Regions from separate parts of the Homo sapiens genome. Here region 2 is linked to region 1. A link is a loop called in an ENCODE intact Hi-C map of the cell type or tissue named here. Cell type or tissue: left lung. All regions are shown on one strand. Links, peaks and the distances in the headings refer to the core of each region. The heading gives the core; the rest is flanking DNA.

The links. A loop is a pair of places that touch in the nucleus more often than their neighbours do. Peaks named below come from ENCODE experiments on the same cell type or tissue, not always from the same donor. Only the 100,000 strongest peaks of a DNase experiment are listed, where the experiment ranks them.
Region 2: a loop joins it to region 1, with 2.0 times the contacts of the local background. A loop is called at or near these places in 14 of 110 quality-filtered maps.

What each region holds. Positions count from the first base shown.
Region 1 is chr10:86,955,943-86,966,664 of GRCh38, reverse strand. MMRN2 (multimerin 2) reads left to right here and starts at 9,050. Exons shown (of 7, transcript NM_024756.3): 1 at 9,050-9,287. The coding sequence starts at 9,124. It overlaps SNCG (synuclein gamma), which reads right to left and starts at 8,066. Exons shown (of 5, transcript NM_003087.3): 1 at 7,847-8,066; 2 at 6,991-7,032; 3 at 6,537-6,664; 4 at 3,990-4,061; 5 at 3,407-3,700. The coding sequence starts at 7,967. The coding sequence ends at 3,680. ADIRF-AS1 (ADIRF antisense RNA 1) reads left to right here. Exons shown (of 2, transcript NR_170185.1): 2 at 337-1,378. RefSeq lists enhancers at 1-250, 507-826, 4,176-4,775, 5,376-5,976, 7,177-7,776 and 1 more. In left lung, for the core only: CTCF peaks have their summits at 5,848 and 6,049 (motif pointing right); no DNase peak of the experiment used is centred there; H3K4me3 peaks cover 1,929 bases; H3K27ac peaks cover 3,228 bases; H3K27me3 peaks cover 395 bases.
Region 2 is chr10:87,100,880-87,111,601 of GRCh38, reverse strand. All of the region lies in intron 2 of SHLD2 (shieldin complex subunit 2), which reads right to left. Among named protein-coding and RNA genes, the nearest start is that of SHLD2, 11 kb to the right of the region's middle. In left lung, for the core only: no CTCF peak of the experiment used is centred there; no DNase peak of the experiment used is centred there.

The sequences.
Region 1 (10,722 bases), core at 1,312-9,311:
TAGAGCAAGCCCCTCACTTCTCTGAGCCTCAACATCCCCATCACATCACAGCGTCTCCCCAAAGTGTGTGTGTGAAGATTAAATTGGCTGAAGGGTGCCCAGGACTCAGCAGTGGACCTTGTGAGAGCGTGCAGGGCACCAGGGCTTCTCAGACAAGGAGAGGCAGAAGGAGGGAGCGCATTACCGCATTACCGTTTCCCCCACCCCCGCCCCAGTTTGCTGTGGTGTCACTTTTTTTTTTCCCTTTTTTTGTTTTTGGAGACAGAGTTTTGCTCTTGTTGCCCAGGCTGGAGTGCAATGGCGGGATCTTGGCTCACTGCAACCTCTGCCTTCCAGGTTCAAGCAGTTCTGCCTCAGCTTCCTGAGTAGCTGAGATTACAGGCATGAGCCACCACCCCCAGCTAATTTGTGATTTCGCTTTCTGCAGTTTCAGTTACTCATTGTTGGGGCTCAGAAACCAATACCCCGAAATATAGTGGTGTGACATTCTGAACTGAAGAAGCCTTAAGGTCTCTCCGACCAGACTCCCACAGGCCCCCCAACCCTTTGTCTCTTCCAAAGCATACAGTGAAGTTGTTCTCTGAAGTTCCTCATCTGCCTTAAGTCTGGACCCACCAAAGAAGAAAACAATGACCACTGGTCCCTTCCCGGAGTTTTCTCTGACTGAACTGCTGTCACAGGAAGAAAGACTGAAGCCTGCTCACATACCTGGACAGATTTTGCAAACCGTTGTCTGCTCTGTGAGCCCAACAGACTTTGTCCCAGGCCACTGTATGTTCTTCAAGCCCACTGAATTCCCCTGAAAATCATTTACTAGCCCCCTGAAATTACCCACACTTCCCCATTGCTCATCTGTACCCCATTTCGTGGTGGGGCAGTCACTCTGATTTCCCCTTGCATGCTAATGAATGTGTATTCCATTTCTATTCTGCTTTCATGAGCTGACTTTTCAGTGAACCTTCAGAGGGTAAAGGGGAAGTTTTCCCTTGGCCCCTGCACCGCAATTGGTAAGGTCCAAAATGTTAAATGGAAAATTCCAGAAATAGCTGGTCGTGATGGCTCCTGCCTGTAATCCCAGCACTTTGGGAGGCCGAGGTAGGTGGATAGCTTGAAGTCAGGAGTTCGAGACCAGCCTGGCCAACATGGTGAAACCCTGTCTGTACTAAAAGTACCAAAATTAGCTGGGCGTGGTGGCGCACGCCTGTAGTCCCTGCTACTTGGGAGGCTGAGGCAGGAGAATCACTTGAACCTGGGAGGCAGAGGTTGCAGTGAGCAGAGATCGCACCACCACTCCAGCCTGGATGACAGAGTAAGACTCCGTCTCAAAAAAAAAAAAAAAAGAAAATTCTAGAAATAAACAATTCATGTTTTAAATAACTTTCATTACAGTATATTGTTATAATTGTTCCGTTTTCTTACTGGTTATTGTTAGTCTATTACTGTGCCTAATGTATAAACTTCATCATAGGGAGGCACATGTGTACGTGTAGGAAGATACATATGTAGGCTTTGGTACTATCTGGGGTTGCAGGCAGCTGGAAACATCTTGAGTGTATCCTGGTGGATAAGGGGAGTCAACCGTGCTCCTGCAGGGAGGTCAGAAGCAGCCTCACAGGGTGCAGAGCACATGAGGTTTCAAAGGCAAAGAGCACTGCCAGTGCCCATGGCTGGGAAGGGGCTTTCTGGTGATGTTTGTCATTTGAGTCCAGGAACAAGCCCTGAGTGTATGTGAGAGGGGGTTGTAGGGGGGCTGTGGTAGGGGCAGCAGGGACCCCTCTGGGCTCCTCCAGCAGAGGCAGAGGGCCCTGAAACCTGGGGCAGGTTGTCGCTGGGAGCCGGGCATAGGTGCCCTCTCCCTCACCCCCATCACCTGACCAGCCTTGCTCCTCCTTGCTTTCTCTCACAGCCCAGGGGACTCTCGGGCACACCCAGGCCCCAGGTGGCCTCCTCCTGGGTTCATACAGGCCTGCTTAATGTGTACATGTCTGGGCTGGGGAGCAGGAACAGCCCTGACTGGCCTGAGCTGCTTCCAGACCCTTCATGCCTGCCCATGGCAGTGCTTGGGGATGTGGAGACCAGCAGCCCCCTGCTCCGTTCTGCCTCCTCAGTGGATGCCCATGGCCAGACAACAGATACAGCCTGGCTCCGCTGTGTCTGACTGGGCTCCCAGCCTCCTGGGCTGCCCTTGAATCCACTGCAGAGGCTGGATGGGGAGGCGGTGTGGACAGGGCAGTGTCTGAAGTCACATGTGGACGGACTCAAGCTCTGGCTCCAACACCCAGGCCTGAAGGCCTGGGGCAAGGCACTGAGATGCTTTGAGCCCAAACCATCTGAGTATCAAAGGGGAAGCCAGGATCCCCAGGGAACCCTGGTCTGAACAAGCCCGCCCGGCATGCAAGGCTTTAAAACAACCCAGGACACGCTGGCCAGTGGCCTACATGATGGGTGGTTTGCGTCGTGCCCGGCAGGCTTGTTCAGAGTGGGCTGGGCAAACAGCCTTTCATGTAGGCCACTGGCCAGCAAGCCCTGGGTTGTTTTGAAACTTTGGGTTGGGGGCAATCCACTGTAAGCACCTTGGGGTCCATGCAGCCATAGCAGGGCTGGGGAGCCACCTGGGCTTCTGCCCAGTCCTGTGCGTCTCAGCAAAACCTGGATCTACAGCTCCAACCTGAGAGGTTTATTCTGAGGATTAAATAAGGTGAAGTGCTCAGAACAGTGCCCAGTCAACGCCTGTGAGGACCTCAGCAGCTGTTGCTTTTTACTATTTTTCTGTCAAGGTGCGGCTTCGTGCGTCTCTGCTGTTGTGTTTTTGGTGGCAACTGGCAGGCTTCTGGGTGCAGGAGGGGTGCAAGGGGTACCCAGCTCCAGGTCCAGCGGGGAGCATGAGACTGGCTGGGGCCAGGTGGGAGGCGCCGCAGGGTCCACCTTCTGTCTCTCCTGTGGGATGCCCTTCATCCTCACTAGGTTTAGACTTCTCCATCTTTGAAAGTCACCATCTGCCCCAGGGAGGATGTTAGGTGGCCCTGTTCCTCTTGCGACACTGGAGCCCAGAACTCACATGGAGGGAAGACCCAGGAGCCTATCTTCACCTCCTGCTGACAGTGGGTTCCTCAGGGACTCAGAGCAGGCAGGCGGGGGCTACCTTGAGGCTGAGCTAAGCTATCCCCGTGGATGGGACTGTGAGTCCTGTCGAATGTCTTGGGGAGCCGAAGGCAGTGCTGCCTCCTCCATGTTAAAGGCAATGGGTGGGTTGGGGGTGTTCCTGAAGGCTCACGCAGGTCCCATGAATGCCCTGTGTGTGTCCCTATAGGATACCTGGTCCTATCAACAGGCTGAACCCGTTCCTGTTCCTGGGAGGACCTGGGGACCCCTCCTCAAGCTACACAGCACCCAGAGGAAGCATGGCAGGAGTGGGCTCAAGTTTTATTTGGAATCATTTAAAAAAAAAATTCACAGCAGCATAAGTGGGGTCAGAAGGACCAGAGGGTGGGTGGGGCCGAGGGAGGGCAGTGAGGTTGGTGCAGCAGCACAGGTGGACAGGCCAAGGGTGGCCAGGGAGACGAGGGCAGGAGCGTGGGCAGCCGCATGTCACTCAAGGCGGGCACTCCTTGTGCTAGGAGGGGATGGTGTCCAAGGCAGAGGAGCGCTCTTCAGGTCATCCACGCTGGCCTGTAGCCCTCTAGTCTCCCCCACTCTGGGCCTGGGAGAGAGAATGACCTGCACACCCAGCTCCAGGCCCCAGCCTTAATGGGCCACCCTGAGTGGGCTGAGAAAAGTTGTCTTCTGTGCCCCATGCCTGAGGGGTCATCCGTGGGGGGACCTCCCACTCAGGTTCAGGGTTAGCCCTGTACACAGTCCCTGTAGGGGCTGTGGAAGGTCAGGAGGCCCCTCTGGGCCCTGGGAGCCCAGGAGGGAAGCAGTGCGTCTGTGGGGGATGGGGTCCCTACCAAGGAACCCCCCATGGTGCACCCCAGGAGCCCAGCTCCTACCTCCTCTGCCACTTCCTCTTTCTCTTTGGATGCCTCACCCTCCTGTTGGGGGGCAGATGGCCTCAAGTCCTCCTGTAGGGGACAAAAGGGGGCATGAGACCATGTGGAGAATGCAGAGACCCCTAGCTGCCCTGCAACCAGGGCCTTGTCTACCCTGGCCTCAAGGAGGAGCAGAGGCCCCTCGTGGCCTTGTTGTACTTGGAGGGGCTGGAGGTATTGGGGGCGTGCAATTCAGACAATACCCGGGGCTCTGATGATGCCGAGGCCTTCCAGGGGCACCAAGTACCCTGGAGCCCAGCTTCACCCCTCAAGCTGGTCCCCAGTCTCTGGGAAGCCCCTAGTTGGGCTTCACTGATGAGGAACCTGGGTGGGGTAGGGTGGAGTGGGGGTTAGAGTGGGCAGAGGCCCCTGAAGCCCCAGGTCTGACCCCACCCTCAGTAGCCCTACAAGGAAGACTGATTGGGGTTCACATAGGGACTCTGAGGCCAGGGAGGCTTGGCATGCAGCTCAGGGCCTTCGAGCTCAAAGTGGTGGGGTGTGTTGGCATCAGATCAGGCTTGCTTCAGGCCCACTTCAGTCCACAGGAGCATGGCTCCCTCTCTTTGCCTCCTGGACAGGCTCTGGGCTCAGGCTGGTCAGGGCCAGCAGAGGTTACACAGTCCTCTCTCACTTCCCATCTTCTATCTCCTGCACTCCATGCCGGCCAGACACTTGCGTGAGATATCATGACAGCTGGGTGTGTAGGACCACACTGGTGATTGCCCTGCACTCTGGCCTCAGCACCTGCCTCTGGCGGGGGACGGGGGGGAGGCGGGGATACTGTCACCTCTGTGTTGCCCCAGGGCCATCCTGCCCCTTGGCGGAGTGGGGCATAAAAGGGCAGTGCTGTGCTGGCGGGAGTCGGCCAGGCTATCCAGGGGCAGGGCAGGTGGCCACCTGCTGAGTCCTGCTGCCCTAAGGCTGATGATGAGGCCAGGGGTATGAGTGGTCAGATAGTCCCTGCTGAGGCCTTTCACAGTTCACTGGGAGATGAGTCGTGACTGGTTTTGGGGTGTCACCAGGAAATGAGTCTCCCTCGAGGTGGCTCCAAGGGCTCACTAGCCCTGCTCCGGGATTCACAAGGAATGCCCGGGCACCCTCACCCCAGGGCCTCTTTTGCTGGGGGTGAGGAGGGAGGAGCCCCCTGGGGCTCTATGTGTTCTGCCTGGGACACATGATGATGATGATGATGATGGTCACCTTCCTCTGCTGGGTGCTCACATAGACCAGGAGAATTGCTTCATGGAGGTCATGGCCCTGCCTCATCACACAGCCCAGGGAGGCCGACACTCTCACCCCCATCTTGCAGATGAGAACACGGAGGCCCAGAGAGGTTCCTTTGCTTCTCAAGGTCATACGACGAGAAAGGGGAACTAGGAGAGGGAGCGGCTGCCAGCTCCAAGGACATGGAGACCCTGTGCTGGCCCTGGAAGCAGACACCTGGGCATCGCCCCAGAGCCAAGAGGAGTAGGGCAGCCCCCACCCTTCCACCCACCCACTCCTAACGCAGGGATTCTCAGTGCTCAGAGCCTCAGACTCCACCACCTAGGAGGCCTGGAGCAGGTAGGAGAGCTGGACACTGCTCCCCCGCCCCACCCCCAGGTAGGAATCCTAGCCCAGGCCACCACTTACACTGCCACAGGGTCTCTCAGAGTACAGGCTGCTCAGGGGAATTCCAAGCTCACATGAACTAGCCATGGGACCTTGGGCACATTAATCTCTCTGGGCCTTAGTTTCCACACCGTCTCATGGATTTTGTGTCTATTAAATGAACTAATAAGCGTACAATGCGTAAAGCAGAGCTTGCTGTGTCACAGGTGCTGGGACAGCTCACCCAGCCAACACCCGTCCCTGGGGTGCGCCCCACTGCTCCTGTGCTGTCTGCTATTGGGCCGCACACGCATGTGTACATTCACACGCATGTACACCCACACATTCTCACAAATGCACCCACATGCTCACTCAACACACGTGCACACACACACAAAGGCAGCTGCAGAGGGTAGGGTCAGAAGCAGCACTGCTTTCTTACCACTAGGGGACGCTACTTCCCTGAGGCTCCCAGCAGGAGGCAGCTGCCCCGCCCAGCCCAGGGAGGGAGGCTAGGCCCTGGGGGCGGGGCTGGTGCTACTCAGCCCCCGGCCTGGTGACCACTGCCCGGGAGGCTGCCTGTCACCGTGTGGGATCCTGTTTTCACTTATAAAATGGGGTGTCTCCTAAGTGCTGAGAGCCGTCCGGAAGATGTGGTTTTGAGCCTCACTTTCCTTGTCTATGAGATGGGCTCCCAAGTCCCCCGAAGGGGTGGTTGTGGTGATTCCAGACCCGAATGCAGGTCGAACAGCAAGCATGGACCCCACCCCATGCCGGCGCTCAGTGGGTACTGAAACTGAAGCCAGCCGCAGCCCCCCGTGTTGTTTCCTGGGGTGTGGAGTGGAGTGATGCCGCCTCCGCCCAGCAGCCTTTCTGGGCCCAGGAGAGGACTGGGCAGGTCTGAGGGCCGGGGCTCACCTTGCGCACCACCCCGGAGGTGACCGCGATGTTCTCCGCCTCCTCCACGGTCTTGGTGGCCACAGTGTTGACGCTGCTCACCACAGCCTCGCTCACGGCGTTGGCCTGCTCCTTGGTCTTCTCGGCCACTATGGGAGGACACTGGCTGGCCTCCACCCCAGCCCCAGCCCCAAGGCAGGCCTGCTGGAGTCAGGCTCGCAGCCCCTTCCCAGGAGCTCAGAGCCCTGGCCCTGCTGGGACCCTCCCCTGCTCCCTCTGACTCCAGGGCACCTCTGATGCTGGTGGGGGTAAGGAGACGCCCACCCTAGTTTAGCCTCATGGTCTGCAGGGGTCTGTAGGGCTTGGGACCCCAGTTGGGGGTAAGGCAGGACTCTAGGTTTGAGCCCCAGCACTAGGATGCAGGAGCCCCAGGGGTCCTATCCCCCATGTGTCCCCTGGCCCTGGGGCTTCTCACCTGAGGTCACGCTCTGTACAACATTCTCCTTGGTCTTGGCTCCTGGGGAGGAAATGGAGCTGTCAGCCCAGACCTCCCTCGAGGTGTTGGGGGCGGTCAGGACAAACACAACAGAACAGCTGGACAAACTGTGGGGTCGGTGGGGGGGTAAGGATGGTGTCTGGGGGCCGGCGGCCCCTTCAGAGGGCCTCTTCCTGCTGTGTCTGGAAGAAGTGGATGGATGGGAAGGGGACAGGACAGAATGTGGGGGACAAGAGAGAGCAGGCCTGAGGTAGGGACACTGGCTAGACCCAGGGTCCAGCCCCTGCCCGGGTGTGGCCGGGCCTCAGAAGCAGCAACAGGACAGGATGGGCCAGAGCTGAGTCATTGGCTTGACCTCCCCTTCCTCCTCTGGAGAGTGCCAGGAGAGGATGCGGGGGAGGGAACACTGAGCCTAGGTTTCATCCCCCAGCCTGCCCCTTCTCTCTGGGGAGGGAGGGGATCCGTGACCTGGCTGTAGCCGCTCCCGTGTGGAGAGGGTGGGGGCCACCTGAGCACAGGCTGCTCATGGCTTCAGGGGCTCCAGGCTCAGGGGAGGCTGGTATGCTTGGGAATGTGTGTGTGCGTGCACAGACAGGTAGCCAGCCCTGTCTGCGGTCTCTGACACCCAGAGGCCCCGAGGAGGCCAAAGACAAACACACATAGGTGTGCACAGGGCATTGTGGGTGCTCCAGGGTCTGGAGACCCCACCTTGATAGCCAGGGCCTCGCCCCCTCCCAAAATGCCTCCCTGGGGCTGGGGAGTAAGGTCTGGCGAAGGTAACTGGGCACTCACCCTTTGGCCACCACACTGTCCCACCCTGCCATGCCCCACTTACCCACATACATGACCCCCTCCTTGGTCTTCTCAGCTGCTTCCGTCACCCCCTGCTTGGTCTTTTCCACCGCACCCACCACGCCCTCCTTGGCGATGGAGAAGCCCTTCTTGAAGACATCCATGGTGGGTGTGCAGGGTTGTGCTGCTGCAGGCAGGACGGAGCTGGATCTCCCTGCGAGCTGCGGGCTTGAGCTGGCTCGAGTGCTGCCGCAGCGGCTGTCCCCGATGCCTCCTATTGACGCCGATGAAATATTGATGCGGAGGCCAGCTGGAGCCCAGCCAGCCCTGCGTGCAGTGGGGGCGGGGAGGGAGGGAGGGAGGGAAGGAGGTTCAGCCTCACCTTCCTCCAGGATAGGAAGGCAGAGACCAGGCTCCCTGGGCTCCTGCTGGCTCAGCCCAGCTCTCCTGCCCCGTGCCCTCCATGGGCTGGAGGGGGCTGGCCACCTCCCAACCTGTCCCTCATTCATTTACTGCCCTGCCCACCCATGGGGGCAGCCCTGGCTGGGTGCTCTTGGCCCCAGGGGTGCTGTGTCTATGCTGCACCTGGACAGACAGGCACAGAGAGGGGAGGCGCCTTGGCCATTGTCCCCAGCTTCCTAGGTAGGGGTCAGGGCCACATAGGCCTGTTAGGTGAGAGCAGCCAACCTCCCGCGGCCTGGGCTGTGCAGCTACCCACCAGCATCCTGGATGCCGCTGGACCCTGGGCTGCCATGAAACCGGTTGGAGGATCTGAGGTGGGTGGGGGTGGGGAAATGAAGGACTTCCTCATGCCTTGGCCTCTGGCTGCATGCTGTGTGACCCCAGAATAGTCCCTTCCCTTCTTTGAGCCGCCCAGTGCTGAAGGTGCTGAGGAGGCATGAATTGCCCCCCATTTCCTGGCCAGCAGTGTGGATGGGCAGCAGGTCCCCTGAGATGGACCTGACCACTTCCTGTGGCCCCACCTCGAAGTCCACGCTCTTTTCATGGCTCCCAGGGAGCAGGTTCCCATAAGGATGCATTTGGTGGGGCCACCCCATGTCTACCACATTCCCAGAGTCCCTGAGCCAAGTCCTCAGGGACAGGAACTGGCTTGTGTGGTTGGCGGCCCCTGTGGGGCCAGCCAGGGTAGTTGGGGGGCAGGACAAGACCCACCGGGTAGGCCGGCCCAGGCCACTTCCTCTCTTTGTTGTCCTCGTATTTTCTTTTCCTCCTGAGATTTAACTTGAAGACAACGTCACTAGCAGTTTCTGGAGCTACTTGCCAAGGCTGAGTGTGAGCTGAGCCTGCCCCACCACCAAGATGATCCTGAGCTTGCTGTTCAGCCTTGGGGGCCCCCTGGGCTGGGGGCTGCTGGGGGCATGGGCCCAGGCTTCCAGTACTAGCCTCTCTGATCTGCAGAGCTCCAGGACACCTGGGGTCTGGAAGGCAGAGGCTGAGGACACCGGCAAGGACCCCGTAGGACGGTAAGAGGGCCTGGACCTTGGCAGAGGTCATGGAGTAGGATCTGAGTCCCAGCTCAGCTAGAGCAGAGCCTCTCTAGACCTCACTGGGGTCCCATCTGTGAAATGGGCTAATAGTATCTATCTCTGGGCCATCTGTGAGGCTGAAAAAGTAGTCTGGACTGGGTGTTTCAGGATCCACCTAAGAATTGCAGGGAGTTCCCTGTCGGAGCCATGGCAGGGAATGGGGCTTGGGGGGCTGGCAGGGAGGCACAGCTCCTACCATCAATCACCCAGCATGGGGCACTGGGGGACTGTGGCTGAAGCCATTGCCAGCTGGCCTGGCTATGCCTCCTGTTCTTCCAAAGAAATCAATTCTGAAAGCTGAGACCCAGCAAGGCTGCCCTGAGATTTTGATCTGAGTTCCCTGGGGACCTGACTCTGACTGCCCAGCAGTGAGCAGAGACGGCCCCCTGCTCTCCAGAGCACAGTCCAGGGCGCTCTGCCTCAGCGACCCAGCAAGTGGGCAGGATGGTCTTGCAACTGGACCCAGAACATAGCTTTCCAACATTCTATGTGTACAGAGCCAGGGCCCATCCTGCTGATGAGGTGTTGGGCCTGTAAGTCCCCCCTCATCTCCAACTGCCCCTCAGTCAGAGCAGCAGGTGCTGTTTACGGGGCCCCCAGTCTCAGGGCCAGGCACCTTGCCACGTGTATCTCAGTTCATCCCTCCAACAGCCCCACTTACAGAGGAGGAGCCTGAGGCTCAGAGAGGCTGAGGGGCTTGCCCAAGGCCACACAGCTAAGGAGCAGGATCTGAGTTTGACTTCAGAGCTCATAGTGAACTCTCTGCAGCACTTGGAGCCAGCCCCAGCCCCCAGATGCTCCTACCTCCACCCTCCTGCCCCCACACACCAGACCTGTTTGGCTAAGGGCATCTACATGGATTTAGGGAGTGAGGGGGGGGCCAACTTACACTTCTGTGCGGTGTATGAGAGCCACCATCGCAGAGCGGACCTGCCTGGGATAGGTCTCATTTGGCTTCTGAGTTGCAGGTTTGTTGGGTGCTTTCCTGAAAACAGATTTGACCAGGGAGGGGCAAGAGGCCCCTTAGTGAGGGTCTGGTGGCAGTGGCGTGGGGAACAGTGGCTGAGCAGTTGGCCATGGAGAAACCTCATTCCCGCCTGCCCCCAACTCTGCTCAGGGCTGGGAGGTGCAGGTGATTCTCGGTGGTGGGGCGGCAAGGGGAGCAGGGGGCGGGGGAGGGGCGGGCTGGATCCAGCCACTCCGCTCTGATTTCAGGACCAAGGAAGCTCCACGCCTTAGTCTCAGGCCACCTTCCGCCTTTTGATGAAAGGGAGGATGAGAGGACCCGGTGGACGGGAGGGAGGAGGGAGCTGCTCCTCTTCCTCCCCACCCCCTTGGTTGTGGGAGAGACATTGCTCCCTTAGCCCCAAGG
Region 2 (10,722 bases), core at 1,784-9,783, 140 kb before region 1:
TGGCATGGTCTCAGCTCACTGCAACCTCCACCTCCCGGACTCAAGAGATTCTCGTGCCTCAGCCTCTCAAGTAGTTGAGATTACAGGCGCGTGCCACCATGCCCAGCTAATTTTTGTATTTGTAGTAGAGAGGGGGTTTCACCATGTTGGCCAGACTGGTCTCGAACTCCTGACCTCAAGTGATCCGTCTACTTCGGCCTCCCAAAGTGTTGGGATTACAGGAGTGAGCACTGTGCCTGGCCCCCATTTCTATAATACAAAAAATACAAAACTTACTGGGATGTGGTGGCACATGCCTACAGTCCCAGCTACTCAGAAGGCTGAGGTGGGAGGACCGCTTGAGTCTAGAGAGGTTGAAACTGCAGTGAGCCATGATGGCGCCACTGTACTCCAGCCTGGGCAACATGATGAGACCCTGTCTCAAAAAAATAAAAACTTTAAAAAAATTTTTAATTTTAAGGGCCAGGCGCAGTGGCTGATGCCTGTAATCCCAGCACGTTGGGAGGCCACAGTGGGCAGATCACGAGGTCAGGAGTTCGAGACCAGCCTGGCCAATATGGTGAAACCCCATCTCTTCTAATAATACAAAAATTAGCCAGGCGTGGTGGTGCGCGCCTGTAGTCCCAGCTACTTGGGAGACTGAGGCAGGAGAATCGCTTGAACCCGGGAGGCAGAGGTTGCAGTGAACCAAGATGGCACCACTGACTCCAGCCTGGGCAACAGAGCAAAACTCCATCTCACCAAAAAAAAAAAATTAATTTTAATAAAGTCCAATTTATCTATTTGTTCTTTTGCACTTTTGGAGTCATATTTAAGAAACCTGCCTGATCCAAGTTCATGAATATTTAAACCTACATTTCCTTCTAAGCGTTTTATAGTTTCAGTTCTTATATTTAGGTCTTTGATCCATTAAAATGATAATTCTTGAAAGCTAAGAATTTCAATCATAAGACCTACAGGCTTAAGAGAAAAGAGAGCTTTTTTTTTTTTTTTTTGAGATGGAGTCTCACATCATCACCCAGGCTGGAGTGCAATGGTGCAATCTCAGCTCACTGCAACCTCTGCCTCCCGGGTTCAAGTGATTCTCCTGCCTCAGCCTCCTGAGTAGCTGGTATTACAGACACCCGCCACCACTTCCGGCTAATTTTTTGTATTTTGAGTAGAGATGGGGTTTCCCTGTTGGCTAGGCTGATCTCGAACTCTTGACCTTGTGATCCGCCCGCCTCGGCCTCCCAAAGTGCTGGGATTACAGGCATGAGCCATTGTGCCTGGCCAAAAGAGAACTTTTTATTTATTTATTTACTTATTTTGAGAGACAGGGTCTCTCTCTTGTTGCCCAGGCTGGAGTGCAGTGGTAGAATCATAGCTCACTGCAGCCTCAACCTCCTGGGCTCATGCGATCCTCCCACCTCAGTCTCCTGAGTAGCTGGGACTACAGGTGTGTGCCAACATGCTCAGCTAATTTTTGTATTTTTTGTAGAGACAGGGTCTCACTATGTTGCCTAGGCTGGTCTCAAACTTCTGGGCTCAAGTGATCTTAACTGTGTCAGCCTCCCAAAGTGCTGGGATTACAGGCATGAGGCTCTGCACCCAGCCAAGATTTAATATTGATACAGAATCTATGAAATCACTTATTCCTTTGTAAAATGTAGTAACATACATTTTGAACTCAAATGTGTGTGTGAGTGTTTATATGTGTGTATATAAAATTAATCCTCAGAACCATACCACTGCACCCGGCCAAGACAGCTTTTTAAATTCTAAAACTGTGATTTTAACTATCACCAACCAAATCAAGAAAACTTTCATGGCAGAATTTGTCATGTAGACTCCAGCACAGAGGAAAGGCAGGTGATGACATAAGTACAGTTCTCTCACACTGATCAAGATGACATAAAAACTTGGGGGAAGAGTTCAAAGAAAAACAAGAGTTAAAAGAAAGAGTGGATGTAAATTTAGAATTTTTGCCTCCTGTCCTATCTGGAGCTAAATCTTATTTGAGGGGCCAGGTGAGGTGGCTCACGCCTGTAATCCCAGCACTCTGGGAGGCCGGGGAGGGTGGATGACCTGAGGCCAGGAGTTCGAGACCAGCCTGGCCAACATGGCGAAACACTGTCTCTACCAAAAACACAAAAAATTAGCTGGGTGTGGTAGAAGCGCCTATAATCCCAGCTACTCGGGAGGCTGAGGCAGGAGAATCGCTTGAATCTAGGAGGCAGAGGCTGCAGTGAGCCGAGATCGAGCCATTGCACTCCAGCCTGAGCAACAAGAATGAAACTGTCTCAAAAAAAAAAAAAAAATCTTATTTGCGGAAGGGTAAGAAAAATCTCCAGTGTTTGTGGGGAAGGACCCAGAATGGGAAATAATTGTGTTTCCCTTTCCCAAGTTATGGTCCAGGGACTGTAGCCATTTAGTAAAACCTTGCACCTAATACAATATCATGCCTTGCTAAAGGCATAATAGCCAATGACATGCCCAAACCATATTCCTGAAAAGCTGCTTTATTAGGGTCCCAAGCATATCAGCACTCACCACTGGGCCAGTATACCCAAAACAGCCTGGGATTAAGGAGGACCCAGCATGCACAGATGTGTTGCCCAGGGGCTACAGTAGTAGCAGGGACATCATCCTCAGAAGTGGCAGAGGCAGACAATCCCATTCAAGACCAAGCCAGTCATTTGCAATGGCTCAGAAGGACAGAGGACAGCACAAAGATAAGATGACTCTCCCTTAATGCCAGGAAAAATTATAAGATTTCTCTACCAATACCATCTACCATAGGGAAAAAAAGGGAAGGGGTGGGCTCTGTGAGGAAACTGAACATTTACCAAAAGGACCAAGTATTTACCAAGGGTTTAGATTAACATGTAATTAATTTAGTTAAGCCAGAAGCTACTGACTTTTTATCCTAAAGTGGCAAGATTGTTTAGCAGGATTGTTCTCTATTACCTAGTAGAAACAGAGCTAAGGAAATTTTAGTTATTTAGAAATGAAGTTGGCCAAGCACAATGGCTCACACCTGTAATCCCAGTACTTTAAAAGGCCGGGGTGGGAGAGTCACTTCAGCCCAGGAGTTGGAGATCAGCCTGGGCAACATAGCAAGACCTCATCTCTAGGCTGGGCATGGTGGCTCAAGCCTGTAATCCCAGCACTTTGGTAGGCCAAGGGGCGGTGGATCACTTGAGGTTAGGGGTTCAAGACCAGCCTGGCCAACACAGCAAAATCCCGTCTCCACTAAAAAATACAAAAATTAGGCTGAACGCAGTGGCTCACGCCTGTAATCCTAGCACTTTGGGAGGCCAAGGAGGGCGGATCACCTGAGGTCCGGAGTTCGAGACCAGCCTGACCAACATGGAGAAACCTCGCCTCTACTAAAAACACAAAATTGGCCTGGTGTGGTGACGCATGCCTGTAATCCCAGCTACTTGGGAGGCTGAGGGAGGAGAATCACTTGAACCTGGGAGGTGAAGGTTGCAGTGAGCCAAGATCACGCCATTGCACTCCTGGATAACAAGAGCGAAACTCCGTCTCAAAAAAGCAAAAAACAAAAATTAGCCAGGTGTGATGATGTGTACCTGCAATTCCAGCTACTTGGGAGGCTGAGGCACGAGAACTGCTTGAAACCAGGAAGCAGAGGTTGCCATGAGCTGAGATTGCACCACTGCACTCCAGCCTGGTGACAGAGTGAGACTGCCTCAAAAAACAAAAAACAAACAAACAAAAAGTCATCTCTAAAAATAAAAAAAAAAGAAAGAAAGAAAGAAAATTACATCTTTGTATATTTAAGTATGTAGTCTACAAAATTTATGCCTACTATACTTCCAATTGGGTTTTCCACTGCACAAAAGGTAAAAATGTAAAGCACTTGCCTATATGATCTGACTGCTTATCCACCTGTCCAAAATCACAACATTCTCCACTAGGACAACCACAGTCACACTGGATTTCTGTCCATTCCTAAAACATGTCAAGGTCTTTTCTGTATCACAGTTTTTCCACACGCCATTTCCTTCACTTAGGATGCCTTTCCCACAGCTCTTTAATAGGTTGCTTCAACTCAGCCTTTAATTTCAGTTTAAATGTTTCTTCTTTTCAAGGCCTTCTCTGAACACCCTATATAAAGTAGGTATTCCCCATTATCCCATAGCACAGCACCATATTATTTTCTTTTTTCTTTTCTTTTTTTTGAGAAGGAGTTTCCCTCTTGTTGCCCAGGCTGGAGTGCAGTGGCAAGACCTCGGCTCACTGCAACCTCTGCCTCCCAGGTTCAAGCAATTCTCCTGCCTCAGCCTCCCCAGTAGCTGGGATTACAAGGGCGCACTACCACGCCCAGCTAAGTTTTTGTAGTTTTAGCAGAGATGGAGTTTCACCATGTTGGCCAGACTAGTCCTGAACTTCTGACCTCTGGTGATCCACCTGCCTCAGCCTCCCAAAGTGCTGGGAATACAGGCATGAGCCACTGCACCTGGCCTTTATCCTACATTTTAAATCTCTTTTTTTTTTTTTTGCCAATTATTGCTTTAGATTAATATCTATAGAAAAAAAATAGTCTCTCTGTGCTTCACTAGTTTTCGATGGCCCTCCAAGAATGCAATCACAAGGATTCCACATTTAATGGGGAAACTGTGGAGGACAGTAACTATGTAAAAGGCACTTTGAATATCCACCCCATGTATCTTCAAAATAGTCTCATCTCAAGCTATCCTTCTGATATATTACTATAACATAGAGAATCCAATGAAACTGTCATTTCTGCCTGTAGGACAACGAAACTTCTAATTTCAACATAAAGGCCAGTTTAGCCCTCTTATTTTAATCCACTTGCCTATGTGTTACATTGATGATAACAAGGTGCTAATGGCAACTTCATCTAAAAGTCTGTTGAAATCATTTAAGCATCTGATATTTCATTATAATCCTCAGATTATCCCCAGAAGTTGAGGATGGATTTCTGTTCTGTCTTCCTGTCTAGTAAGAGAGTAAACACGACAACATGAAAACTACTTCCTTAAAAGCTGTCAATAGTAAAAAGCTGTTCAAAAAACAGAAGGCATAATTTTAAAACTGTTATCATTGTATAAGATCTCAAGGAGAACTAGAATTTGAAGACTGTTTACTGTATACAATATGAAACTGCAAATATCATAATTCCTAGTTTCAAATTTAAGAATGTTCCCCCCCTTTTGTAAATTGCGTTAAAAAAATATATTATCACAGTAAGACAGCAGAGAGCAAGTCAGTTATTTTCTGTGGCAAATATGGCAGACACTGTGAGTTGTCTAACAATTATTCCTTCTGGCCGGGAACAGTGGCTCATGCCTATAATCCCAACACTTTGGGAGGCTGAGGCGGGTGGATCACCTGAGATCAGGAGTTCAAGACCAGCCTGGCCAACATGGTGAAACCCCGTCTCTACTAAAAATACAAAAAATTAGTCAGCCATGGTAGCAGGTGCCTGTAATCCCAGCTACTGGGGAGGCTGAGGCAGGAGAATCACTTGAACCCAGGAGGCGGAGGTTCCAGTGAGCCGAGATCCCACCACTGCACTCCAGCCTGGGCAACAAGAGCAAGACTCCGTCTCAAAACAAACAAACAAACAAAACCAATTATTCCTTTTCTACCTTTCTTCCTGGCTGGCACAGTCTGCCTGTACTTCAGAGGCCAAAAAGTGCCAGTAAGTCTTCCTTGTAGCCTCCCTTACAGCCAGGGCGTGGCATGTAACCAACCCAATCCTAGCTACTGGGGTCTAAGAGAGTTGAAGGTAGCTGGCAGGCCTTTGGAAAAGGTTTCTTCACTAATACCGGGATATGCACAGGAGGAAACTGCTGTTTCTCCATAGAACTTAGTTATGGCTACATGTGACCTCTGGAACTGCTGAAGCCCTTTTAAAACCCTTAGGAAAGATATCACAAACTGGCTGAATGTGTAACAGAGAGAAGAGCAGAGTAGGTATCTGATGGTATCATTGAGTCCTTGGACTGTCAATGGAAAAGCCCTGCCTTCAGACTTCTTGTTAGATAATGTTATCTTGGTTTATGGCTTTCCTTTAAGCCATTTTTATTTGGATATTGCTACTCGAGGGTCAAGGCATCCTAAGGAATCTCTATCTTCTTACTTCAGGTCCAATTTCCTGAGCTGACTCAACATTATCAGCGTCTCTACCTTGTGCCTAGTCCTTCATTGACATGTCTTTCATTAAGAAGCAAGCGCAACATAATTATACTCACATATATGCTTCACCTAAAGTCTGTTTCTTCTGCAACACCTCTAGAATGGTCAAGGAGAAGGTACTTTTTGCTTCTCTGGTGTATTTTTCAGTTATGTCTGTTTTTAACAGCATTATAGATGTGCCCCAATTTTTACCTTACACTTCCCTTCTTATTATCCTCTAACACCATACCGAAATTACAATTGATCTAAAACTTTCAAAACCAAAATGCTCAAGATAGGATAAAGATTTTCTTTTCTAGAGGGTGGTCCACATCATTAAACAGAGCTGAATGGCAAGGCATCTTGAATGATGAACAACTGAATGTGCCATACTTTATATATAAAGAAAACAAAAAACCTGACCTCTATTTTAAAATAAAGATTAAGAGAGGCATAATAAATAACATACAGGTGAGATCAGAATCCTACCTTAGTGGCTGGGTGTGGTGGCTCACACCTATAATCCCAACACTGGGAGGCGGAGGCAGGCGGATCACAAGGTCAGGAGTTCAAGAGCAGCCTGGCCAACATGGTGAAACCTCATCTCTACTGAAAGTACAAAAATTAGGCGGGCGTGGTGGCAGGCACCTGTAATCCCAGCTACTCGGGAGGCTGAAGCAGGAGAATCACTTGAACCCGGGAAGTGGAGGTTGCAGCGAGCCGAGATTGTGCCACTCCTCTCCAGCCTGGGCGACAGAGCAAGACTCCGTCTCAAGAAAAAAAAAAAGAATCCTACCTTAGTACAGTTAATTTGTTAATATATTTTTTAAATTTTTATTTTCATTTTCTTTTTACTTTTTATTTTTTTCCTAATTTAGCTCCCATTTATAAGCACAGTTAATTTTTTTTTTTTTTCTGAGACAGAATCTTGCTGTTGTCACCCAAGCTAGAGTGCAGTGGCGCCATCTCGGCTCACTCCCGGGTTCAAGCGATTCTCCTGCCTCAGCCTCCCAAGTAGCTTGGATTACAGGCACTCGCCATTATGCCTGGCTAATTTTTGTATTTTTGTAGAGATGGGGTTTCACCATGTTGGCCAGGCTGGTCTTGAACTCCTGACCTCAGGTGATCCACCCGCCTCGGCCTCCCAAAGTGCTGGGATTACAGGTGTGAGCCACTGAGCCCAGCCAGCACAATTTTTTTTTTTTTTTCTTTTTTGAGATGGAGTCTTGCTCTGTCATCCAGGCTGGAGTGCAGTGGCACAATCTCGGCTCACTACAACCTCCGCCTCCCGGGTTCAAGCGAGTCTCCTGTCTCAGCCTCCCAAGTAGCTGGGATTACAAGCACCTGCCCGCCATCATGCCCGGCTGATTTTTGTATTTTTGTAGAGACGGGGTTTCACCATGTTGGCCAGGCTGGTCTTGAACTCCTGACCTCAAGTGATCCACCCACCTCAGCCTCCCAAAGTGCTAGGATTACAAGCGTGAGCCACCATGCCCGGCCAGCACAGTGAATTTTTAAGAGACCTCACATGTTTCTTGCATGATAGCTTAAAAGGATAAGATCCTATATTGTTCATGTTTACTCACAACATGAAAGGAACCCTTAACCAAGAGTTGATAAACCTTTGTTGACTGTTACTCAGCAATACAACAAAATGAAGACTTACCCAAACCAGCCATGCAGATGTAACTGCCATTAATTAGGAAAAGGGTTTTTTAAGAGGAAAAAGACTACAAACCCTGAAGATTACAGGTCCTTTTCTTTGACACAGTTTCTGTTATTGTTTTTTGTTAAAGCATGCTCACTAAAAGGAAAAAACATCAAAATTACAACTTCTCTGAAAATCAGTTAGAAACACAAAAGCAAATATTAGAAAGTTTTCCTGAAAACTTTGGCACAAAAGTTTGCAAAACAACTCATGATATACCAAAATGACCAATACTTGAAAAACACATAACTAGGGGATATTCATTTTCAACCAAAGTGCTGTTTAAGCCAAATTGTTGTGATGATCAAATTGCCTTGAACCAAAGCGCATGCCACCCTATATTTTCAAACCATGGTCTCATTTATCTTTAAGCTTTGCCTATGCTGTTTCCATAGTATCCCCACTTCCATCTGGCTGATTAATGAAGTATTAACTAGCACTTGAGAACTAAATCATATTAAAATTAGAAACACCAGGACCTAATAAAAATTTCAAGATTTTTATTTATTTATTTATTAAAAAAAATTTTTTTTTTGAGACGGAATCTCACTCTGTTGCCAGGCTGGAGTGCAGTGGTGAGATCTCGGCTCACTACAACCTCTGCCTCCCGGGTTCAAGTGATTCTCCTGCCTTAGCCTCCTGAGCAGCTGGGACTACAGGCGTGCACCACCACACCTAGCTAATTTTTGTATTTTTAGCAGAGACGGGGTTTCACTATGTTGGCCAGAATGGTCTTGATCTCTTGACCTCGTGATCCGCCCACCTCAGCCTCCCAAAGTGCTGGGATTACAGGAGCGAGCCACCACGCCCAGCCAGATTTTTAGTACCTTGTTTTAAAAGTCCTTGTTTACTCAGAAAAAGTAATCTCTTTAAAAAATAAAAAAAGTCCTTGTTTAAATTTGTGGTGTCTCATGTCTATAATCCCAACACTTTGGGAGGCCAAGGCAGGAGAATCGCATGAGACCAGCCTAGGCAACATAGGGAAACCGTATCTCTTCAAAACAATTTTTAAAAATTTTTTTCTTTTTGTTTTTTGAAATGAAATCTTGCTCTGTCGCCCAGGCTGGAGTTCAGTGGCACGATCTCAGCTCACCGCAACATCCACCTCCTGAATTCAAGCAATTCTCCTGCCTCAGCCTCCTGAGTAGCTGGGATTACAGGCACGCACCACTGCACCTGGCTCATTTTTTGTGTTTTTAGTAGAGACAGGGTTTCACCATGTTGGCCAGGCTGGTCTTGAACTCCCAACCTCAGGTAATCTGCCTGTCTCAGCCTCCCAAAGTGCTAGGATTACAGGCGTGAGCCACTGTGCCCAGCCAACAATTTAAAAATTACCCAGGGTGATGGTTCACCCTTGTAGTCTCAGCTACTTGGGAGGTTGAGGTGGGAAGACCGCTTGGGTCCAGGAGTAAAAAAAAAGAAAACAAAACAAAATTAGCATGATTATTAAATTCTTTCTAAGCCCAAACTTGAAACTTATACATAAATAGGTAAAGTAGTCCCAAGACCAAAAGAGTTGAGAACTGTTCTTTGTAATAGGTTATCTATTACAGCATTGTTATAACCACAAGAGTTTGGAAATAACCTTCATGTCCATCAATAAGAGATTGGTAAAAGTAATTATGGTGCGTCCATGCAATAAAATACTATGCAACATTGAAAACTAATGAGGAGCATTAGGCAAGAAAATGAAATAAAACACATTCAGATTGGAAACAAAAAAAGAAAAACTATCTCTATTTGCAAATGACAGCATCTTGCATATAGAAAATCATACAGAATCCACTAAAGTAAATATCAGAATGAATAAATGAGTTCAGTAAGGTTGAAGCATACAAAAACCGTTCTGTCGCCCAGGCTGGAGTGCAGTGGAACTATCTCGGTTCACTGCAACCTCCACCTCCTGGGTTCAGGTAATTCTCGTACCTCAGCCTCCCCAGTAGCTGGGATTGCAAGCATGCACCACCACAACCAGCTAATTAATTTGTTGTGATTTTGGTAAAGACAAGGTTTCTCTGTGATGGCCAGGCTGATCTGAAACTCCTGGCCTCAAGTTATCCACCCACCTCAGCCTCCCCAAGTGCTAGGATTACAGGCGTGAGCCACCATGCCCAGCCTAAACTATTGTAATTCGATATATTCACAGTGAACAATCTAAAAATGAAGTTAAGAAAACCATTCTGAGCCAGGCGAGGTGGTGCACACCTGTAATCTCAGTTACTCAGGAGGCTGCAGCAGGAGGATGTCTTAAGCCCAGGAGTTCAAGGCCATACTGGGCCACACAGTAAGACCCTATCTCTTAATAAATAAATATTTCTACTTACAATTGCATCAAAAAGAATACTTAGTAATAAATTCAACAAAAAGTACAAAACTTGCTTTGTATTAGTTGATTACACATTTTATTTTGAAATAACAAATATCTTAAATTTTCAAAGGCCAATTCTCCTAAAACATTTAAGCCAAATATACACAAGGGTATAGACTCAAAGTATTACTGCTGCAGCCTTGATTCTCTTGAATTCTATACTTGATTCTAAATTATTCTGGGGCCAGAATATGCTTGCCATTAAGGAAATAATCTTGTTATGCCACAGAATTTCGGGAGTTACCATCTCATATAATTTTTGGGAATTGCTAACTTAGCTTACTTGGTTTTAAGAAGTGCAAAACTTATCCTCTGACAGTGATAAAACAGTCCTGAGAGAAGTTTTAAAAGACCTACATATACAGAAAGATATCCCATGTTAATGAATCAGAAGATGTAATATTGTTAAAATGACACTAATTCCCAAATTGATCTACAGATTCAACATAATCCCTATCAAAATTCCAGCTGACTTCTTTGCAGAAATTGGAAACAT